Linked DNA regions of Homo sapiens: region 1 is linked to region 2. Evidence: chromatin contacts called from ENCODE POLR2A ChIA-PET data. All regions are on one chromosome and are shown on one strand. The core of a region is the stretch at or near the end of the contact, and the rest is flanking DNA. Distances in the headings are between cores, read along the strand shown.

The links. ChIA-PET counts read pairs that join two places held with the same protein, here RNA polymerase II (POLR2A).
Region 1: POLR2A ChIA-PET joins it to region 2 with 43 read pairs in PC-3. The contact joins two enhancer-like sites. POLR2A ChIA-PET finds 5 or more read pairs at or near these places in 2 of 52 experiments (PC-3 and naive thymus-derived CD8-positive, alpha-beta T cell).

What each region holds. Positions count from the first base shown.
Region 1 is chr9:129,481,834-129,485,520 of GRCh38, reverse strand. No RefSeq gene overlaps it. Among named protein-coding and RNA genes, the nearest start is that of LINC00963, 5.0 kb to the left of the region's middle. Within about 2 kb of position 1,925, at least 36 of the 41 ENCODE cell types and tissues checked have a DNase peak (open chromatin) inside an H3K27ac peak, as active enhancers do.
Region 2 is chr9:128,822,072-128,825,722 of GRCh38, reverse strand. KYAT1-SPOUT1 (KYAT1-SPOUT1 readthrough) reads left to right here. Exons shown (of 25, transcript NR_182311.1): 21 at 674-746; 22 at 854-952; 23 at 1,549-1,651; 24 at 1,829-1,976; 25 at 2,890-3,651. SPOUT1 (SPOUT domain containing methyltransferase 1) reads left to right here. Exons shown (of 12, transcript NM_016390.4): 8 at 674-746; 9 at 854-952; 10 at 1,549-1,651; 11 at 1,829-1,976; 12 at 2,890-3,651. The coding sequence ends at 2,958. ENDOG (endonuclease G) reads right to left here. Exons shown (of 3, transcript NM_004435.2): 3 at 3,047-3,395. The coding sequence ends at 3,113. Among named protein-coding and RNA genes, the nearest start is that of ENDOG, 5.4 kb to the right of the region's middle. Within about 2 kb of position 1,547, at least 2 of the 41 ENCODE cell types and tissues checked have a DNase peak (open chromatin) inside an H3K27ac peak, as active enhancers do.

The sequences.
Region 1 (3,687 bases), core at 676-3,175, 660 kb before region 2:
CCCCACCAGCTCTCCTCCCTCCCCATCCCCTACACCAAAACCCACCTCTCTCTCTCCCGGTGCCCTCAGCTCTGGTGGACGCCTCTAGGGTGCTGCTTTTCACATCTAACTCTCAGGAGCGCCTCCTCCAAGTCTTGTGTCCCCACTCGGCTATGAGCATCTCAAAGGCTGGGGTCCTGGCATCTTCGTTTTTGTTGCCACCTACCTTGATGCCCTGCACACAGTAGGGACTTTAAAATGTTATATTAAAAAAATTAAAGTTGCTTTTTCTCTTTTTCCTTCTTTCTTTCTTTCCTTTTTTCTTCCTCTCTCTCTCTCTCTTTTTTTTTTTTTTTTTTTTTTTTTGGCGGAGTCTCATCCTGCTGTCCAGGCTGTATGGAGTGCAGGGGCGCGATCACGGTTCACTGCAGCCTTGACCTCCCCAGGCTCAGGTGATCCTCCCACCTCAGCCTCCTGAGTAGCTGGGACTACAGGCGCGCTCCATCAGGCCGGGCTAATTTTTGTATTTTTGTAGAGATGAGGTTTCGCCACGTTGTCCAGGCTGGTCTCAAACTCCTGGGCTCAAGTGAGCCTCCAGCCTCAGCCTACCAAACTGCTGGGATTACAGGCGTGAGCCACTACACCCTGCCTGCTTTTTCTTTAGGGATTCAGGCTCTAAGCCAACAAATGATGGTTTGAATCGTGACTCTATCATTTCCTAGCTGTGTGTCCTTGAGAAAGTGAATCAACCTCTCTGAGCCTCAGTTACCTCATCTGGAAAAGAAAGTTAATAATAAAATCTCCCTCCACGAGTAACAGTGATTAACAGTGCATGTAAAACATCTAGCACCGGCCCAGGGCAGAGAGTAGCCAGCAAGCTCTAATGTTACTCCGTTTTGTCTTATTCAGTCTCATTCAGACTTGTCCAAAGTCACCTGTCCAATTTTGGGCAGTGCTGGGACGCTCCCCCTGTCTCTTCCCCCTCCAATGCTACTTCCCTGTAGTGGGAGAGGGTCCCAGGCCATCATCTCTGTTTTGCAGAGGAGAACCAGGTTCAGAGAGGCCGAGTTGCTCACCCGGGATCACACAGCCCTGAGAACAAGGCAAGGGTCTGCCTGTTTGCTAAGTTCCATGTGAGTTCTTTAGGTTGCTCAGGATAAGGATGGCCTCAATGAGACCCACCGTCCTGACAGAGGGGCTCGTACTCTTGTGGCCAAGAACTGGCAAGGTGGGCTCCTCGGGGGCCAGGGAGCCACCGCAAGTGCTATTAAGTGGAACATCACTAAGACAAACAGCCCGCATTTCCTGGGTGCTTTCCCCAGGGCAGGGAGCTGTGTCAAGTGTTCATGGGCACAGTCTCCTTCCATCCTCACAGCAACCCTATTATCCTGCATTCCAAGGATGGGTGCTCCCTCAGATCCCAGGTAGGGGCTAAACGAGGGGTGGCGCCAGCACCCGAACCCTGATCTTGCTCCTGCCCTGAGCCTCTGTGGACCACTGAGAACAATGGGCTTTTACCTGTGCTGTATCAGCTCTGGGGCTCAGCAGGAGGCCAGGCTCCACCCCCCAACGCCCCCAACCCAAGTTGGGGGTGCTGCTTGGGTCTCATAGAACATCTTGGGGTCCCTCCCCAGCCCTGGCCCCACAGAGCCGACCCAGCTGCGTCTCTGAGCCGCACCCAAAATCTTCCCAGCTTTGCCAGGGAGACTGGAAATTTCTGCTCAGCAGCTTCGTCTGGGATGATTTCGACACTTGGCTCGATGGGGTCGAGAGGAGGAGCCAGGCCGCTCAGCCGCTCAACATTCTGGAGCTCCCCTTGGGTCACCGGGAGGGGGGCTTTGCTAGGCGTAGATGAGCCCCTCCGAAATGGTAAAATCAAGCAACAGTGACCAAGTACCGAGCGCTTACCGTGTGCTGGGCCCTGTGCCAAGTCAGGACTTGCTGGGCCTCACGGAACCTTCCGGCGCCCGGGCAAGGCCAGCACTGTTACCAACTGTCTCGCGGACTGCTCCTAACTGGGGGCTCTGTTAGCATCCAGGAGTCTCCTCCTCGGATACTCTGAGTACCCCCTCCAGAGACCCCAGGCACCGGATTCTCTGTACGGGGCCGCTGACGTGCCCAGCCCTGGTGAACCCACCCTTCCAGACACTTCCACCCACGCCCGGCCCTGGGGCTGGGGGCGTCGGGCAGAGCGCCGGTGAAATTCTGCCAGTGGCTAAGGCGCCTACTGTGCCCCTGGCTCTGCGAGGGTCGGGGGACTGTCACCAGGCCCAAAGTCGCCAGGGAGGAGGGGCGTGAATGACGAAGCTCAGATCCGGGCAAAGGATCGGAGAGGTGATTAGACACCCCGGGCAGGCAGCGGAGGCCGGCCCTGCTGAGCGACCCCCGTTAGCGACGACCCTCAGGGGCTCAGGCTCCACGCCCATTAACTGGGTATCAGTCCCTTCCATCCCGGGGAGCCGAGCTCCTGGGAAGCAGCGCCTGGGGGCGCCGGCGACCGGCTGGGGCCGCCTCCCTGCTCCCCCGCCCTGGGCCCGATCGCCGGGCGCGAGGCGTGCAGGGCGCGGCGCGGGCCCGGGCGCCCAGTTCAGCGGAAAGGAATGCCTTGCTCGGCGGGGGAGGCCGTGGCCCCGAGGCCGTGTCCACCCCCGCCCGCCCCGGGCCTCATTTACTGCGGCTCTGAAGCCCGGCCCGTTTCGCCCGCCGGGCCCCGCGGGGTGACTCCCCCCACGATTGCGGTCCCCCGCCCTCCGCCCGGCCGCCGCTGGCGGACCCCAAAGTCGGGGCGAGTCTCCAAACCGGGGAGCCGGCCCCGCCCCCACGCCGCGGCGGCGCCCTCCCTTCCCCCTCCCCGCCGCCCGCCTCTCCCCCTCCCCCCTCCATAACTCAAAAGCCTGTCAAGCTGGTTCCAGACTCCTGGCGCCGGGCTCCGCTCCAGGAAAGAAAAAAAGGAAAGAGAAAAAGGGAAAAAGCCGGCGCGAGGGAGCGAGAGAGGCCCGCGGAGCAAAACCGTGCGCCCCGGCACGCACAGCCCCGCGGCCCCCGACCCCCCACGCCCCTAACCCTAACGGGGATCCCAGTCCTAGGGACACCGGGCGCGTGCGCGACCCCAATCAGTTATTTATGGGCGAATTAATTATGTAGCTGCCATGGGCGGGGGGGCCGGCAGGGGCCATGCGACGCGGAGACCACCCGGCCGCGGTGGCGGCTCTCCTGCCGGGCCTCGGGGTCGGGAGGCGTCCCCACGCCGCCCGGGGAGGATCCCGTTGTGAGAAAGCTGCCTCGGGGTGGGGTCCGGGAGGAGCGCGGGGGAACCTGAGGAAGCGGGAGAGACGGCTCGGAGACCTCCCAATTAGACTGGGAGGGGAGAGGGGGGCGGGCGACGGAGCTGGAAAGAGCGGGCCGCGGAGACCGGGGCGTGGGAAGAGCCTGGCCTAGGCATTTCTTCCCTTCCTTCCTTCCTTCATCCCCATCCTTACTGCGAGCCCACTACGTGCCACTGCGCCCACAGCAGAGGGCGGTATTAGGGAGGGGTTAGGAGCAGGAAGGAATTTCGAGGTACAGCTGGGTCCAAATCCGGATTTGTATCCTATACTCCCCTGCTGTGTGGCCTTAGGCAACGGCTTGCCCTCTCGGAGCCTCCACTTCCTCATCTGCCAGTGGTCTTCAGGACTTGGGAGATGGGGCGCTTGGGCAGAGAGTTTGTGG
Region 2 (3,651 bases), core at 298-2,797:
CATTAATTTGCCGCCTCTTTATCCTCAAGCCTCCTCAAATCAGAGGCAGAAACCTTTACATGTATGGAGTCCCTTCCTGTCAGAAAGCACAACCCAAGCGCAGTGGCTCACGCCTGTAACCCCAGCACTTTGGGAGGCTGAGGCAGGCGGGTCATTTGAGGTCAGGAGTTTGAGACCAACCTGGCCAATATGGTGAAACCCTGTCTCTAATAAAAGTACAAAAATGATCCAGGTGTGGTGGCACGCATCTATAATCCCAGCTACTCGGGAGGCTAAGGCAGGAGATTCACTTGAACCCAGGAGACAGAGGTTGCAGTGAGCTGAGATCGTGCCACTGCACTCCAGCCTGGGTGAGAGAGCCAGACTCCATCTTAAAAAAGAAAAAAAAGAAAAAAAAGTTGCAGAGCTACCAAAATGTAGAAAACTGAGTTTCATCTACTTCTATCCTGTGCCATGAGCGCCCCAAAGGTGCATGTTTGGCCAGTGACCTGTGTTTTGCACAAATGATCTCTTGTGAGCAGGTTCAGCCGGTGCCAGGGGTGGAGGGTGGCAGGTTGACCTGGACCCCTTGGTCCCTTGCCAGCCCCGGGGCTCCCCTGGTGGCATCTGGAAGAGCCGTGGCCCCTGCTGATCTTGAGAGGAATGGCACCCATTTCTTCTGGCTTCTCCCCAGGAGGTGAAGATTGACAAGAACCTGGAGCCCGGGCTTCGGGTGACTGTGCGACTGAACCAGCAGCAGCACCCAGGTATCTGGAAGGTTCCCCAACCCCTGGGTTGGCCTGATGAGCTCCAGGGTTCAGCCACCTGCTTCCATTCCCTCACCCCATCTTTACAGACTCTGTTACCCCTCCAGACTGCAAGACCTACCATGGCAAAGTGGTATCATCGCAGGACCCTCGCACCAAAGCTGGTCTCTACTGGGGCTACACCGTCCGACTGGCTTCCTGCCTCAGTAAGGACAGACCTTACTTCTCTGAATATCCATCCATCCCTCTGGGAGGTGGCCGGGAGCCTTGCCTGACCCAAATATCAGACCAGGGTTTTTGTCCTGTCAACTTGCTGTGTGTCCTTGGGCAAGTCCTTCCCCTTCTCTGGGCCTTGTTCTCCCTGGATGCACTGCCTGGAATGCTGTTAAGGACTACTGAGCAAAAGTATCATTATTGATCAATAATGTTTCTGTAGGGTTGGGAATGGAGGCAAAAGGGCCAGAGAAGTCAGAGGCCCACTTCATGTTCTTGGTGCCTCTTCCTATCCAGTCTCTGCCCTGTTCCCCAGCCAAGCACAGGCTTGGTGTCTGCCCTGCTCAGTCCTTGACTTTCCAGGAACAGCTCTACCCACCCCTGCTCGGTACACACACACCCCTGCCTCAATGCACACACAGGCAGAGCTCTACCCACCCACCCCTACCTTAGTACACACACGCACACACACACACACACACACCACACAGCTCTTCCCACCCACCCCCGCCTCAGTACACACACACATAATACCCGGAGCTATGGCTTGTGGGGAGCAGGACCTGCACTGAGCTGGCCCCACCCCCAGGTGCTGTGTTTGCTGAGGCCCCCTTCCAAGATGGGTATGACCTGACCATCGGGACGTCAGAGCGCGGCTCAGATGTGGCCTCTGCCCAGCTTCCCAACTTCAGGTGTGTACCTCCTGGGGCTGCGGCCAGGGCAGGAGGAATGTGGCCAGGAACCTGCCTGGTGGGTGAAGCTGCACAGATGGGCCCCTGCTGTCTGGGGTGGGGAGGGACTGAGGTCTGGGCGCTGTGCTGGGTGGGGCCTCGGTGGCCGCTCAGGTGACCCCCTCTTACATGGGCCAGGCATGCTCTTGTGGTGTTCGGGGGCCTCCAGGGTCTGGAAGCTGGAGCGGATGCTGACCCCAACCTGGAGGTGGCTGAACCCAGTGTCCTCTTTGACCTGTACGTCAATACCTGTCCTGGCCAGGGTAGCCGTACCATCCGCACGGAGGTGAGCCCGCCTGCCTCCCCGACTGCCAGCCACTGGGGCCTTGGGATCTGTCCGAGGGGCGGGTGCTACTCTTGCCCTGTCACCCACCCTTGCCCGTGGCTGCCTTGTCTGGAGGTGGTCCTCTCATCCCCCTTGGCCTCTTGCCACAGCGACGAGACATGAGTGTAGCTGGGAGTCAACCATGGGTGCTAGTGCCCGTCCTGTGCTCCCAGACTGGGTGACCCAGGGGGCCCTGCCCACCCCTGCTCCGGGCCTCTGGTTCCTTAGCCGTGCGCTCAGTGATCTCCCAGGGCCCTGGTTCTGCCACTTCCTTGTGTGTGACCACGGTGGGCACAGCAGCTCTCCCCTTGGGGTCTCACTTGCATCTGTCCCACGGGGGAAGCCACGTGCAGCTGGAGCCTTCGTCCTGGCCTCATGGAACCTGTGTACCCACTTTTGGGGTCAGGCATAGGACGCTGTGCTACGGGAACTCTGCTGGGAAGGCTGGTACTCCCATCAGTCTCGCCGGGCCGACAGCCCTGTCTACCCATCCCTAAGGCCTTGCCCAAGCCGAGCACTCTGAGCCTGACAGCCATACCCCCCAGCAGGAACCCTGGCTGCCACCCTTCCAACCCCTGCACGAGGGGTGAAAACTTCTTGCCCCTCTTCTTGCCCTCCCCTGGCCCTGGGAGGTGGGCGTTGTTACCTTCGCCCCCATTTTACAGAAGAGGAGCCTGAGGAGCAGGCTGTGTGGTCCTCCAGGTGGCAAGTGTGCAGTGTGAACCTGGGCCTGTCATTAACCTCACCAGGCCCTACTAAGGACAGGGGACCCCAGTGGGCCAGGTCTCGGGCAGCCAGGCACTGAAGACAGGCTGGGAGCGGGGGCACCCGCTAGCCCCCCAGGCCCCAGCCCACTGCCACGCTTCTCTTCCAGGAAGCCATCCTCATCTCCCTGGCCGCCCTGCAGCCTGGCCTCATCCAGGCGGGTGCCCGGCACACCTGAAAGTTCTAAGGGGCCGAGGACATCAGTGAAGCAGCAGTGAAACCAGGGGCTCTGCAGGTCACTTGGGACGGACGCCACCAGACTTGTCTCCAAAAATCACCACCTTTAATACTCCCCGGCCTGCACACACCCACAGTCTCACTGGGCTCCACCCTCACTTACTGCCCGCCGTGATGGCCTTGAGGCTGCCTGCCCGCGCCAGGATGTTTGGCACAAAGAGCAGCCCCGAAGCCCGCTCAATGCTCTCGATGGGCACCAGGAAGCGCTCCAGTGGGATGGCCTCATCCACAGGTGCGTTGGGCATCACGTAGGTGCGGAGCTCAATTTGCCCACCTGCTGCCTCCAGGATCAGCACCTTGAAGAAGTGTGTGGGCACTGCCACGTGGTTCTTGCCGATGACCTGGTACTTTACGTAGGATTTCCCATCAGCCTCTGTCCTGTGGGCAGACCCAGGCACACGTGGGCAGGGGGCCTGGATGAACCCAAAGCCACCTCTTCCAGGCAGCCTTCCCTGATCTGTCCTCTAACTTCTGTCAACCTGCAGGACCACGCCCTCACTGTGAGACTTCTGTAGCCTGCCTGGCTCCTCCTTGAGGCTGGAACTCTCTCCAGGGTGGTTAACTCTTTCCCTCTGTTTTCCTTATGCCCAACACTGGGTCAGGCAGAGTGGGCGACAATAAACGCTGCTAGGAG